Regions from separate parts of the Homo sapiens genome. Here region 1 is linked to region 2. A link is a contact called in ENCODE Hi-C or POLR2A ChIA-PET data. All regions are on one chromosome and are shown on one strand. The core of a region is the stretch at or near the end of the contact, and the rest is flanking DNA. Distances in the headings are between cores, read along the strand shown. Region 1 overlaps CRCP (CGRP receptor component). Region 2 overlaps LOC105375336 (a long non-coding RNA gene).

What was found. Hi-C counts contacts between places; a loop is a spot of excess contacts on that map. ChIA-PET counts read pairs that join two places held with the same protein, here RNA polymerase II (POLR2A). Pooled maps may share reads with other maps.
Region 1: a loop to region 2 is called in a map of mammary epithelial cell, with 4 times the contacts of the local background. The contact joins two enhancer-like sites. A Hi-C loop is called at or near these places in 6 of 168 maps with a recorded cell type or tissue (Caco-2, Calu3, HCT116 and 3 more) and 9 of 50 pooled maps. POLR2A ChIA-PET finds 5 or more read pairs at or near these places in 5 of 52 experiments (AG04450, BJ, Caco-2 and 2 more).

What each region holds. Positions count from the first base shown.
Region 1 is chr7:66,143,043-66,147,193 of GRCh38, reverse strand. It overlaps CRCP (CGRP receptor component), which reads right to left. Exons shown (of 6, transcript NM_014478.5): 5 at 1,694-1,751. Among named protein-coding and RNA genes, the nearest start is that of CRCP, 30 kb to the right of the region's middle. Within about 2 kb of position 1,718, at least 10 of the 41 ENCODE cell types and tissues checked have a DNase peak (open chromatin) inside an H3K27ac peak, as active enhancers do.
Region 2 is chr7:66,032,253-66,036,272 of GRCh38, reverse strand. All of the region lies in intron 2 of LOC105375336 (a long non-coding RNA gene), which reads left to right. Among named protein-coding and RNA genes, the nearest start is that of ASL, 42 kb to the left of the region's middle. Within about 2 kb of position 2,597, at least 3 of the 41 ENCODE cell types and tissues checked have a DNase peak (open chromatin) inside an H3K27ac peak, as active enhancers do.

The DNA of each region.
Region 1 (4,151 bases), core at 469-2,968, 110 kb before region 2:
ATTTCTGTACTTTTAGTAGAGATGGGGTTTTACCACTTTAGCCAGGCTGGTCTTGAACTCCTGACCTCAGGTGATCTGCCCACCTTGGCCTCTCAAAGTGCTGGCATTACAGGCATGAGCCACCGCGCCCGGCCCACCCCAGGCACTCTCAATAGCAGCAAATCTTCCCCCAAGTAATGATACCACTTTCCACAGGCTCTGGCTGAGGTCACACTAATCCTCATCTCTTCTCTCTGCCTGTCATTAAGCCATGAGTAACATATGTTGCTGATTAAAGCTGGAGGAGACATGACATATGATCTTTAACCCAGAGGGACAGGGATTCGTTTCTTGCTGTTCTGTTTGTTTTTTCTCTCCTCTAAGCTCTAGGTTGAAACTCCAATACAGTGTAAAGCATGAAAATAATCAGGACACATGAGAAAGGGGTTTCTATTTAGCCTACAGGCGGGTTCCCAGAGAAAGGCACCCTTCATGAAAGGAACTGTTCTAATTTAATTTTGGGTACATTCTGAAGGGCAAAAACAACCCTAGGAAGACAATGAACAATTTAGTAAAAAATTAAATACCCTGTGGCCTTTTAAAAAGTTTTTCCATTAGCAACTCTAAAAATCGTATTTTTGACCATTTTCTTCCATACTTTTCTAAAGGAAATTTGACAAAGAGCTAAGTATTTCTAAAACTGACTTTGGAAACTGCTTTATTCTCATTTTGTTAATTCTCTAAAGTTTCTTCTTCTTTTTTTTTTTTAAACTGGCAATTAGACGGCCTGCTTAACACTTGTCAGGTACCGATGCTCTCTGCCCTGTAATAAGAAGGCAGCGGCCACAGCGTGCCCAGTGGTGGCCCGGGTATCTCCCTGGATCATTTCCCGGGCCCCTTATCCCATCGTAGGCCCCTCTACTCTGGCTGCCTCCTCCTATTCCAAAGCCTACGCTCTCAGTACAAAGCGGACTTCACAAGTGATGAGGCTGTACTAAATAAACGGTTTATGCAGGGAAATGGGATCACATTCATGGTTTTAGATGTGATCTCTGACGGTGATGTGGGAGATGGACTTGGGGAGCCAGGGAGAATGGGGAGAGGATAACCGCAAGAGCCGCGTGAAGAAATAATGGCAGAAATCAACGCAGTACACGGGGGAGAGAAGCAAGAACGAAGACAGAAGCAACAGAACTTGGGGACTCCCTGACTGTGAGATGAAAGGAAGAGAATGGCTTGCAGGTTTCCGGCGTGGGAGGCCAGGCCAGGAGATGAGCAAGGAAGGGAGCTGATGGGACAGCGCACACATGCTCCCCTCACCCAGAAAGAGAGGAAGCAAGAGCAGGGTGAAGGGTGGGCGTGGGGACAGAGAATGTTCACCAGAGACATGCTGAATTTCATGTTTTTTATGCAACATCTGGTTGGCAACAACGCCTACAGGGAAGCAATGGCCAGAATGGCCTGGACATCAGGGGAGTCGGAGAGCCGCCAAGTCATCAGCCAAAACCCTAGAGGAGGAATGAAATCTCCTCCAGTGTTTTGTGGTCCCTAAGTCCACACTAACTAGGATCAAACTGGCAAGGTCTCTTTTTCCTTAAGAAATGGAGTGGTTGGGCAGCCTCTTAAAAAAAACGCAGTTCCTGGCTTGTCCACCACAGCCATTCTACATCTCAGACCCACAGCAGCCTCCCCAGCACAGGCGCCCTTCACTCACCAGCTGGATCTCCACAGCAGTCACAGGCCGGTGGTTCAGCAGCTGGAGCTTCTCAGCTCTGTGGAGGGAAAGTACAGCGTTGACAACTCGCATAGCCCTAAGTCCTGAGTCCTGACTGAGCTGCACAGAGAATAATTTGCCAGATAAAAAATGGGAGAACCACTGGAGTGTGGCCCTCAGTTCCTTCAACTGTAAATCGAGAGAATGGGAACAGGAGCGTGTATGTGAGTGACTCCCAGCCCACGGTACGAATGGGTATCAGAGGCATGATTGTAGGAAACAAAGCAGCAGGGCATATGCCATTTTAAAAACAGGGGGGTCATTTTCTTTTTTCCTTTTTTTTTGAGACAGAGTTTTCCTCTTATTGCCTAGGCTGGTGTGCAGTGGCACGATCTTGGCTCACTGTAGCCTCCGCCTCCAGGGTTCAAGTGATTCTTCTGCCTCAGCCTCCCAAGTAACTGGGATCACAGATGCTCGCAACCACACCCACCCAGTAAATTTTTGGTATTTTTTTAGCAGAGATGGGGTTTCATCATGTTGGCCTGGCTGGTCTCAAACCCTCGACCTCAGGGGATCCACCTGCCTCGACCTCCCAAAGTGGTAAGATATAGGCGTGAGCCACCGTGCCCGGCCCAGGACGGTAATTCCTATCTGGAAAATGTGAAGAAAATAATGCTTTCTTCATCCAAATTATAGAAAGTACCAACTAACAAAATCACCTTAGGCCAGGTGTGGTGGCTCATGCCTGTAATCCCAGCACTTTGGGAGGCCAGGTGGGAGGATCCCTTGAGGCCAGGCATTCCCAATCAGCCTGGGCGACATTAAAAAACCTTACAAAAAAATTAAAATAAATTAGCTGGGCATGATGGGTTGCGCCTGTAGTCCCAGCTACCTGTAGTCCCAGCTACGGAAGGCAGAGGACAAGGAGGTGAGGCAGGAGGATCGCTTTAGCCTGCACTCCAGCCTGGGCGACAGAGCCACACCCTATCTCTAAAACTAAAAAATTAAAACACACAAAATCATCTTGTGTGGTCATCTCTTAGAAATGGGTAAATTCCTTTTTGAGATGAAGATTTAATATTTCCCAAATTTGACTTATTATCTTAGTAAACAAAACAGGGACTAAAAGGGGCAGGAGTTAATACACAGAAATACAGGTACAGTGCCTCTGCCCTGAAAGCACTTAACCCAGCTGGAGAAAGAAGACAAATACATGTAAATTTTCACAACAAAAGATCTGAGTGACAGTTAGATATAGTGATCATCTGCCTCAAAGAAAGAAACAGATCATTGCTGAAAGGGTGGCTGAATCATGTGGACTCTGAAAGACTACAGAACTTCAGAGGAGATCAAATGACTGCAGTGACCACCCCTGTGCAGGCAACAACTTCTACATTTCTCTCTCAATTTGACCCTGGGGCTGCATATCCATCTTTCCAATCAGCTCAGTAAGTATTTATCGCATTAAAGACCTTCTGGAGTGAAAACATGAAGAAGCCACGACTCCTGCAGCCATGTGTTGGGGGAAGCAGAACACTTACCCACTCTCCCTGAGCCTCAGTTTCCTCATCTGTGAAATAGGAATGATAACAGTACTTAACTATCTTATGAGAGGATTAACAGGGATGAAAATCTTTCCAGAGGCCGCCACTACCATTTATTGCTTGCTTTCCATGTGGAACTACATCAAATCCTCAGATTTCACTGACACTGAGAGAGTAAATAACTTGTCTACAGTTGCAAAGCTAGTAAATGGCAGAGAAGCTCCTGTTCTTGGCCATCTGCTTCTAGTGTACATGTGATAATGGATGGAAAGTGTCATAATGCCATCTGTCTCACGATAGTTTCTCCATAAATGGCAGTCATTATTAGGGCAGTTCTAGTCAATTTCTACTGCTTGTAATCCCCCAAATGTTTACTCTAGACTCAAGGAGGGAGACTCCACAGAGATGACCCTTGCACTAGATCCTGATGGCTTTTCAACACAAAAGGGATGGGAGGGACAGCCAGCCAGGGCAGGAACAACACAAGGACGTGCCCAGAGGAAAGAAAGCTCCCGGAGTTTTAGGAAACAGCTAGAGAGGGGTGGGACATGGGGTGAAAGAGTCATTTGGGACAAGATCGAAAGGGCCCTGACTATCAAGAGGCTGGGTGTGACTTGGTCAATATAGGAGAGCAATCAAGGAAGAGGGGCATGCTCTGGCTGGTGCTGGCAGCGATTTGGGAAGACCCAAGAAAATGGAGGCAGACAGTGAGGAATGCATTGTAACACCCCCTGGGTGAGTGAGAGTGAGTTATGAAGTTGGCCAGCAGGAGCAGGCATGCCAGTAAGCGTCTAAACACGTGAAACACTTCCCGTCACCCTCAGGTAAAGTCAACAGGACTTGACAACTGCCTAGATTGGGTAGGATCAGGGAGGAGGAGTGAGGGAACAGATAGAGTCAAGGTTAGGTTGTTT
Region 2 (4,020 bases), core at 1,348-3,847:
GGCAGGAAAATCGCTTGGACCCGGGAGGTGGAGGTTGCAGTGAGATGAGATTGGGCCATTGCATTCCAGCCTGGGCAACAAGAGCAAAACTCCATCTCAAAAAAAAAGAAAAAAAAGAAAACAAAACAAAACAAAAAAAACTTTTGGGGCAAATGTATTTTACATCCTCAATTATAAGTTACAGTAATTTTATTTTTAACTTTATGGCATTCTTTATTTTAGTTTTACATTTTCATATTCCTTAACTTCTTAGCATGAAAAATTTTAAACCTGTGAAACAGCTGCAAAAACAGTACCACAAATACCTGTATTATACTCATTACCTGAAGTCACCACTTGTTAACATTTTGATTTGGGTATTTGCTACCCTTCCCCCTTCCCCCTTCCCTTCTTTTTTTTTTTTTTTTTTTTTTTGAGAGGGAGTCTCACACTGTCGCCTGGGCTGGAGTGCAGTGTTGCCATCTTGGCTCACTGCAACCTCCACCTCCCAGGTTCAAGTGATTCTCCTGCCTCAGCCTCCTGCGTAGCTGAGATTACGGGCGCCTGCCACCACACCCAGCTAATTTTGTGTATTTTTAGTAGATACAGAGTTTCACTATGTTGGCCAGGTTGGCTTTCTTTCTTTCTTTTTTTTTTTTTTTAATTAGAGACACTTGAGCCCAGGCTGGATCTAAACTCCGGGCTGAAGCGATCCTCCTTTCTCAGCCTTCGGAATAGCTGGGATGACAGGTGTGAGCCACCGTGCCTGGAATTCCCTTATTTCTTTTGCACAGGCATGAGCTTTCTCTCCATACACAGGTGCACACACTTACTTTACTGAACCATTAGAGAGTTGTAGACAGCAGATCATTTCACCCCTTCTTGGAAAAGGGCATTCTATGTAGCTACAGTCGCCTTATCACACTCAGGAAACTTAGCGCTGATATATCTACTATTATTAAGATACAATGTAGGCCAGGTGCGGTGGCTCATGCCTGTAATCCCAGCACTTTGGGAGCTGAGACGGGCGGATCACTTGAGGTCAGGAGTTGGAGAGCAGTCTGGCCAACGTGATGAAACCCCATCTCTACTGAAAATACAAAAATTAGCCAGGTGTGGTGGTGCATTCCTGTAGTCCCAGCTACTTGGGAGGCTGAGGTGGGAGAATTGGTTCAACCTGGGAGGCGGAGGTTGCAGTGAGCCGAGATCGTGCCATTGCACTCCAGCCTGGGCAACAGAGCCAGACTTTGTCTCAAAAAAAAAAAAAAAAAAAAAGATGCAATGTAAACTCACATTCCTTCAGTTGTCCTAATAGTGTTCTTTTTCCTCCCAATTCAGGATCCAGTGAAGAACTACACATTGCATTTAGTTGTCATGTTTCTTTAATTTCCTTTCCTCTGGAAGTTTACTTAGCTTCTTTTTGTGACATTGGCACTGTGACAAATGACATTGATATTTGAAGAGTCTAAATCTAACCCAGTTGTTTTGAAGACTGTTCCTCAATTTGGAATTCTCTGATTATATCCTCATGGATAGATTTGAATTAAACATCTTGGGGCTGGATTGCTCTGAGGGATGTCTTTCTCATGCATCACATCATTATTGGTGCTGTGAAATTGGATAACTTGATTAAGTTGATGTCTGTCTGGTTTCACCATATCCTGTTGCCAACAACCTGTCATTTAGTGTGGTTACAGTAACTTCTCAAGGGTAAAAACTGCCTTAAAAAAAAATTCCACAACACATACAGCCCGTTTAGGACTTCATAAAAAGGTAGATAAGGTACCTCTTGACCTTTTGTTAAATAAAGAAGGGCCTAGCATACATTGGCATTTTGTCAGAGTATTTAGCTGGGTTAAAAACAATTATCTTGCTGATAAAAGAAAATCAATGAATAAATCAGTTTCTGTCAGCCAGAGTCTGCAAAATGCAGTACCTGTGTAAACATCGATTGTTCTCTTGATCCCAAAACACAGATTCATTAAAACTTATGTGAAAGAGAGTTTTCCTCCTTTATATTTGTTCTAGAAGAGGCAAAGAATGTTCTTTGGATTCTTACATTACAGTATTGACTTTTTCAGTGGCATAGTAACTTGGAATGGCCAAGGACAAATTTTCGCAGAGCGTGCAATATTCTGAATGACAGAGAAGGGGCAATGATTTGGAAATGAAATTGTAACGGTGCACCTGGGATGGATCCGTTGGTCCTGAAGAGAAACAATATTCATATTTTTTCTCCAGTTAACTATTCCAGGAAGGGATGTCTTAACGCCTCATATTTTGGAGAGCACAGGGAGTTATAACTCAATTTCAAGCAAAGATAGGAGGAAGCCAGTGGGCTGATTTCCTGATTAAGCAGGCAAAGATGACATGTGGTTTGATTTGTCATTTTCAATTTTAAATGAGCTCTGTCACATGCACTAATTATGCATTGTCTTTCCTGTGTTAGATTCCTTTCAAATATGATACTCTTTGTGACTTCAGTGTGTTTGTGGTCATTTGGGCAAAGCAGCACTTTTGTGAAATCGTAGCTTGAATCACTGGTAGCATTTGGTAAGCTTCACAGAGCTGATTTGATTACAGTGCTGACATCACTGTGCTGATGACCTAAGGCCTAGGTTGAGCCCTGTGTGAACCACTGTTGGTTTTGCTTTATTTATTGACTGGGAAATCAACTATCTGTTTGGCCCATGCTTTTGAAATCTTGGGTCATCATTTGCATCATCTCACTGCACTCCTGGTTTAAGACATACAGGGGTCTCTGTTGCACAATATGTCAAGCACAGACCCCTCTACCTGATTTTTCAGGATTCTGCATTACCAGTTTCCATTCATCCAGTCCAGTCTCATTTCCCACAACTCCATAGTTGCCTTCCACTTTATTTAGACTTCTTACTGTGTGACCTTGAGCAAGTTATTTAATTTCTGAACCTTGGCTTCCTGTCTATAGAGTAGGAATCATACGAATAGCTTCTACATCATAGGGTTTTTAATGACAATTAACTGAGATAATATCTTTTAAAAATAATAACCTTCCATTATGGAGATGTTAATACAAGTACCAAGAACTGTGCTAAACTTTTAAAATTTGTTGTCTCACTTCATCATAACAGTTTGATGAGGTAGGAGGAGCTGGTGGTAGTGGTAGTTGCACAGGTAGTAGTAATGATAACGTTGGTGCTTATTGAGCACTTAATATGTTCCGGGTATTTTACATGTTTCCAGTGAACCCTGTGAACAGTCTTACAAGGTTGATACTATAATTGCCATTTGATAGATAGGAAATTTAAGCATAATGAGATTAAGTAACTTGCCCAGATTCACATAGCCAAAGAATGCAAGAGCTGGATTGAAATCCAGGCCACACTTTTAGATACTAGTTTCATCCCATTTTTAGTTTAGAAGGAAAACTTAGGGAGTAATTAACTAAAACTCTCACAGCATATAAATGGCAGAGCTAGAATGTGAACCCAAATCTGATTTCAAAACTATATTCTTTGTCATACTCCACTGCCTGCAGACTGCTGAAAACAATGCTTTCTGATATGCTATTGTAGAGTGGATCGATTGTGATTTAATATACATCACATTGTTGTTTCTTCACTCAGGAAAGATGGCATATTGCCTGGATTAACTGTTACACAGGGAACCAGGCTTTTGGCCACTGCTTGCCACCCTGACTGTACCTGTTGAGTTGACGTAGGTGGTGAACACCCTGGGAGCATGGTGGATATTTGGCAGGATACTTGCCCATGGCTGGAATTCCCAGTGGTGACATTGGTGTTAAGTGGGCCATTTCTGTTGATTCAGCAGGAGGACGTGGCTGCCCAAGATGTCAATAGCTGATGGGAGGCAGATAATAATGGGGAGAGGACATGGCTGTTGGATGGGACAGCACTTTGTTCCCAAGTCTGCTCTGAAATTGCCCACAGCTAGCTAAACCATGTTGGACTTAAGACATTTCTCAGTTTCAGTTTTAGGTGGTAGTCCCCAAATTCTAAAAGCGGACTACTACATCTTGACAGGAATTCTTTTTTTTTT